Linked DNA regions of Homo sapiens: region 1 is linked to region 2. The links are chromatin loops, found by intact Hi-C in ENCODE. Cell type or tissue: OCI-LY7. All regions are shown on one strand. Each heading gives the region's core, and the rest is flanking DNA. Links, peaks and the distances in the headings are about the cores only.

What was found. Hi-C counts contacts between places; a loop is a spot of excess contacts. Peaks named below come from ENCODE experiments on the same cell type or tissue, not always from the same donor. Only the 100,000 strongest peaks of a DNase experiment are listed, where the experiment ranks them.
Region 1: a loop joins it to region 2, with 3 times the contacts of the local background. A loop is called at or near these places in 2 of 110 quality-filtered maps.

Annotation. Positions count from the first base shown.
Region 1 is chr1:45,853,191-45,856,107 of GRCh38, reverse strand. The region is part of intron 3 of MAST2 (microtubule associated serine/threonine kinase 2); the gene reads right to left. Among named protein-coding and RNA genes, the nearest start is that of MAST2, 51 kb to the right of the region's middle. In OCI-LY7, for the core only: no CTCF peak of the experiment used is centred there; no DNase peak of the experiment used is centred there.
Region 2 is chr1:45,511,029-45,513,945 of GRCh38, reverse strand. MMACHC (metabolism of cobalamin associated C) reads right to left here. Exons shown (of 4, transcript NM_015506.3): 4 at 564-2,917. PRDX1 (peroxiredoxin 1) reads left to right here. Exons shown (of 6, transcript NM_181697.3): 6 at 2,532-2,895. The coding sequence ends at 2,617. Among named protein-coding and RNA genes, the nearest start is that of PRDX1, 9.4 kb to the left of the region's middle. In OCI-LY7, for the core only: CTCF peaks have their summits at 993 and 1,192 (motif pointing left); a DNase peak (open chromatin) is centred at 1,175.

The sequences.
Region 1 (2,917 bases), core at 101-2,600, 340 kb before region 2:
ACACTCAAGGGAGGCAAATAAATAAAAATTATATTGCACTGTGTATACACTCAGGACAGAGCTTTTCCTGCCTTCAGCATATTCAAGATCAATATTCAAGATCAATCCAAGTTAAACTTCTGAAGCCCAAGAGAAGCCGAAGATCTGAAACTGTAATGATAAGGTGAGTAAAACTAGCATTTGCTAGTCCCAAATTAGGCTCCTGAAGTCAGCACTACCAGAATAAAAATTCAGTGTTTAATTAAATCCTAGCCAGAGCAATAAAGAAAGAAAATGATAGAAAAGGAATATATAGATTGGAAAAAATAAAACTGTCCTATTTGAAAATGACATGATTGCCTATGTAGAAATGCTCAATCTACAAGAAAAACTCCTAAATGAGTTCAGCAAACTCACCGGATACAAGATCGGCACACGAAAACCAACCATATTTCTATATACTAGTAGCAACAAACATGTAAAAACTAAAATTTAAAATACAACATCATTTAAAGTTGCAAAAAAAAAAGTTTCATCTCATTTCTTTTTTCTATCTGACCTCTTAAATTTCAACCCCACTTGAAATAAATTACCAGCGCTGAGGGACTGAGACTGTTCCTGGCAAGCAGCATGAAAATACAAAAAGATAAAATACTTAGAGACAGAAATGCAGCAAAACACATACAAGATATGTATGCTAAAAATTACAACATGCTGATGAAAAGAATTAAAAATCTACATAAATGCAGAGACACACTATTTTCATGGGTCAGAAGAATCAAATAGAAAAAAAAAGCCATTTCTCCTCAAAACTTATTGTGATATCGTGATTTATAATAAAAATATATATTTTTTGGTCTTCATCCTAGTTCTTGACACAGAGCTCCCAATCCATTAGAATTTATTGGGTGATAGACATGCCTTCTGTTCTAACAAAGGGAATGTTAACTGGGCTCCTGTATGGAGGCTGTGCACCAGAAAGACCAAGCCATGATTAGAAAATTGGAACTTTCCACCTCACCCTCCAATCCTCTGGGAAGGGGATCATGCCTATGTGATAAAGCTGCCATGAAAATCAGTGAAGTACAGGGTTCAGAGAGCTTCCAGGATCCTGACCACATGCAGGTACCTGGAGGATAGTGAGCCCAGAGCGGGTGAAGCTCCACACTCCTTCCCACCTGCCTCATCCTATGTGCTTCTCCACCTGGTGGTTCATCTGTATCCAATTTATAGCTGGTCAGTCAAAAGAACAGGTAAAACCAGCTAGGACTGAAACTGGATCTAAAGTAGGGGCAATCTTATGGGACAGGGCCTTAGCCTATGGGATCTGATGCTTATTCCAGGCATGCAGTATAGGAGTTGAGTTAAATTATAAGGCACCCAGCTTCTGTCTGCTGTTTGGTGTACAGGGAAAAAAAACCCATAAATGTGGTGTCAGAAGGGTCCTGTGTTGTGGTGAGTTTGAGAGTAGGTAAAAGTTTAGTTTTTCCTTTATCTCATATTTCTTTATAGGTTTAATGTAATTCCTATCAAAATCCCAGCAAGACTTTTTGTAGATATAAAAAAGCTTATTCTAAAATTTATGTAGAAAGAAAAAAAATCACTAAAACCATTTTGAAATAGAACAGTAAGTGTAAGGAATCACTCTACCCAATGTTAAGACTTACTATATAGCAGCAGTAATCAAAACATTGTGGTAATGGCAGAAGGAGAGTCCCATAAGTGAACTGAACAGAAAAGAGAACCCAGAAATAAACCACACAAATATGTCCAATTTTTTTTTTTTTTTTTTGAGACAGAGGGTCACTCTGTCACCCAGGCTGCAGTACAGTGGTACGATCTCAGCTCACTGCAACCTCTGCCTCCCGGGTTCAAGTGATTCTCCTGCCTCAGCCTCCCGAGTAGATGAGATTACAGGCATGAACCATCACTCCTGGCTAATTGTTATATTTTTAGTAGATAGGGTTTTGCCATGTTGGCCAGGCTGGTCTCGAACTCCTGACCTCAGGTGATCTGCCCACCTTAGCCTCCCAAAGTGCTGAGATTACAGGCATGAGCCACTGTGCCCGGCCTGAATATGTCCAACTGATTTTTGGCAAAAGTGGAAAAGCAATTCAATGCAGAAAGGACACACTTTTCAATAACTTATACTAGAACAACTGGACATCCATGAGCTGAATAAAAAAATAAGCTTAACCTACAACTCACACTATACACAAAAATTACTTCAAAATTGATCATGAGTTAAATGTAAAAAATAAAACTGTAAATTTTTAAAAGAACACAGAGGAGAAAATCTTCAGAACCTAGGAATAGGTGAAAAGTTCTTAGACATGACACCAAGAACACAATCAGAACTTCATCAAAATTAAAGACATTTTTCAACCTAAGAAAGCTGATTGAAAAAAAAAAGAGATTGTACACATAAAGGTAGTATAAAAAATTTTTCTTTTAAGAAACAGAAAAACAATTTTAGGATGGGCACAGTGGCTCACGCCTGTAATCCCACCACTTTGGGAGGCCGGGGTGGGTGGATCACTTGAGGTCAGGAGTTCAACACCAGCCTGGTCAACATGGTAAAAACCTGTCTCTACTAAAAATACAAAAATTACACAGGCGTGATGGTACACACCTGTAATCCCAACTACTCAGGAGGCTGGGCAGGAGAATCACTTGAACCCAGGAGGTAGAGGTTGCCGTGAGCCGAGATCGAGCCACTGCACTATGGCCTAGGTGACAGAGACTCTGACTCAAAAAAAAACAATAATTATTTTTAAAAAATTAATAAATGTGTTATGCAAAACACTCTGTTAAAAAGAATAAAAAAGTTATTTGCAAACCACATATCCAACAAGGAATTTATATTTAGAATACATACAAAACTTTTAAAAGTTTATAGTTTTAGGGCATGGGGCTCATATCTGTAATCCCAGCACTT
Region 2 (2,917 bases), core at 217-2,716:
AATCCTCCTTAGCACAGGGTGTCAGGCTGGGGGACCCCGGTCAGGTCTTTCCCTTCCCACGAGGCCATATTTCAGACTATCACATGGGGAGAAACCTTGGACAATACCTGGGTTTCCTAGGCAGAGGTCCCTGTGGCCTTCCGCAGTGTTTGTGTCCCCGGATACTTGAGATTAGGGAGTGGTGATGACTCTTAAAACGAGCATGCTGCCTTCAAGCATTTGTTTTAACAAAGCATATCTTGCACAGCCCTTAATCCATTTAACCCTGAGTTGACACAGCACATGTTTCAGGGAGCACAGGGTTGGGGATAAGGTTACAGATTAACAGCATCTCAAGGCAGAAGAATTTTTCTTAGTACAGAACAAAATGGAGTCTCCTCTGTCTACTTCTTTCTACACAGAGACAGTAACAATCTGATCTCTCTTTTCCCCACAGTGGTAGAATGGGAAAGATAGTAGGAACAGAAGCTACCAAATAAGAAAATGGGTATCTCTCTTCATAAATTGAAGCCCCTGGATTACAGTGTGTTGTGAGGGTGAGGGTAATGGAAAAGCTTGGGAAGGAGAATATAAAGGCTTTTTATTCAAAGTATACATACTCCTCTCTTCTGTCCTGCTCATTTAGAATCAGTCACTCCCAAAGATCTAACTTACTGAATGTAGGATGATCTCACAGATGTATTAGGGCAAAACAAAATGGTTGGGAATCACCTCTAGAGATAAAGCATGCCATTTTTTAAATAACTTTATTGAGAGAAGAGGTTAATCCATATAGTTCATATTTTTATTTATTTATTTATTTTTTGCAAGATGGAGTCTTGCTCTGTTGCCCAGGCTGGAGTGCAGTGGCGCAGTCTTGGCTCACTGCAACCTCCGCCTCCCCTGAGCCATTGCGCCCAGCCCAGACTAGCTTTCTAAGGCCTATTTCAGCTCTGATCTTGTAATTTAAAGGAAATGAAGTTATTAGAGTCTGGATTAGTGGTGTATGTTTGGGAAGACCCAAAGGTGCTAGCTTGGCTAGCACCAAGTAATCTTTTTACAGGGATTAGAGTCTGATTATATAGGGATCAGTGAGCACTGATAACCAAGAGGTACCCTTTGCAGAAGGATGTGTGGGCAGTTAGCCTGGACAGATGACACATGGCTCAGCTGACACCTGCTGAGACTGCCCCCTTGTGGGAGATGAGGTTCAGCATTAAGAAGGAGGCAGCAGTGGCAAAGTAGGCCCTTTAACTGGACTTTCCTAGGAACCTACATATAGGTTAGTCTCCTGAACCCAGGCTTTCATAACTCAGAAGCTTGCTTCTTCAGACTCTGTTGGTCTCTGCTGCTTCCCATCCCACTGGAACATGTACAGCCTCTTAAATAGGTACCATTTAAGAGCCAATGAATGCCAAACACTTTTTTTTTTTGAGACAGAGTCTTGTTTTGTCGCCCAGACTGGAGTGCAGTGGTGTGATCTCAGCTCACTGCAGCCTCCACCTCCTGGGTTCAAGTGATTCTCTTGCCTCAGCCTCCTGAGTAGCTAGGACTACAGGGGTCCACCACCACGCCCCACTATTTTTGTATAGTCCCAGCTACTCGGGAGGCTGAGGCAGGAGAATGGCATGAACCCCGGAGGTGGAGCTTGCAGTGAGCTGAGATCGCGCCACTGCACTCCAGCCTGGGCGACAATGTGAGACTGTCTCAAAAATTAGCCAGGTGTGGTGGTGGGCGCCTGTAATCCTAGCTATTTGGGAGGCTGATGCAGGAGAATCGCTTGAACCCGGGAGACCGAGGTTGCAGTGAGACGGAGGTGGAGATTGCGCCACCGTACTCCAGCCTGGGCAACAGAGGGAGACTCCATCTCAAAAAAAAAAAAAAAAAAAAAAAAAAAGAAAAATAAGAGATTAGTCCCCTTGCCTCATTTTCTTCAGGCTAGCCTGAGGCACATTCTTAGGCATTGTCAGGAAAAGGTTGAAGGCTGTGCTTTCTGTATAAATCTATGAAAAATTTCAAACTCTGCCTTTTGCTTACCAAGGGGTAGATGGCAGTTACTTAATGAAACAAGCGGGGGCTTCTGTTAAGTTCTTGATCCTTTATAAGGTTCAGGCTATCCAGTTTGGTAGAGTTAGAAGAATGCTGAGAAGGCAGACTGAGTTTGCTGTCTTCAGAGCTCTGAAGGGCTGTCAGAAACAGTTTAGTGTTAAGGGTTTACATAGTCCTATGTGTGTCGTTTATTTAGCTTTTTTTTCCCCTTAAGGATTAGAGAGTGTTGGCAAATTATTTAAACTTTGCCTTTTTTTGTGGAAAATTTAAATTTCAAGTGCTACATGAATAAATTAGGCATGATAGTATCTTAAGGCTGTGGTGATGATTATATGTTTGTAAAATGGTTAGCTCATACTAAAAGGGTGAATGATCTAAGACTGATTGCAGGGGTAGGTTTCCTGGTATCTGAGTGTTCAGGTGCAGAACTGGTTTTGTCCATAGGAGAATGGTGGTGCATACCATTGAGAAGGTTATTAATTAGTGGTGCCTTTCTCTTGCAGTGTGCCCAGCTGGCTGGAAACCTGGCAGTGATACCATCAAGCCTGATGTCCAAAAGAGCAAAGAATATTTCTCCAAGCAGAAGTGAGCGCTGGGCTGTTTTAGTGCCAGGCTGCGGTGGGCAGCCATGAGAACAAAACCTCTTCTGTATTTTTTTTTTCCATTAGTAAAACACAAGACTTCAGATTCAGCCGAATTGTGGTGTCTTACAAGGCAGGCCTTTCCTACAGGGGGTGGAGAGACCAGCCTTTCTTCCTTTGGTAGGAATGGCCTGAGTTGGCGTTGTGGGCAGGCTACTGGTTTGTATGATGTATTAGTAGAGCAACCCATTAATCTTTTGTAGTTTGTATTAAACTTGAACTGAGACCTTGATGAGTCTTTATTTTAG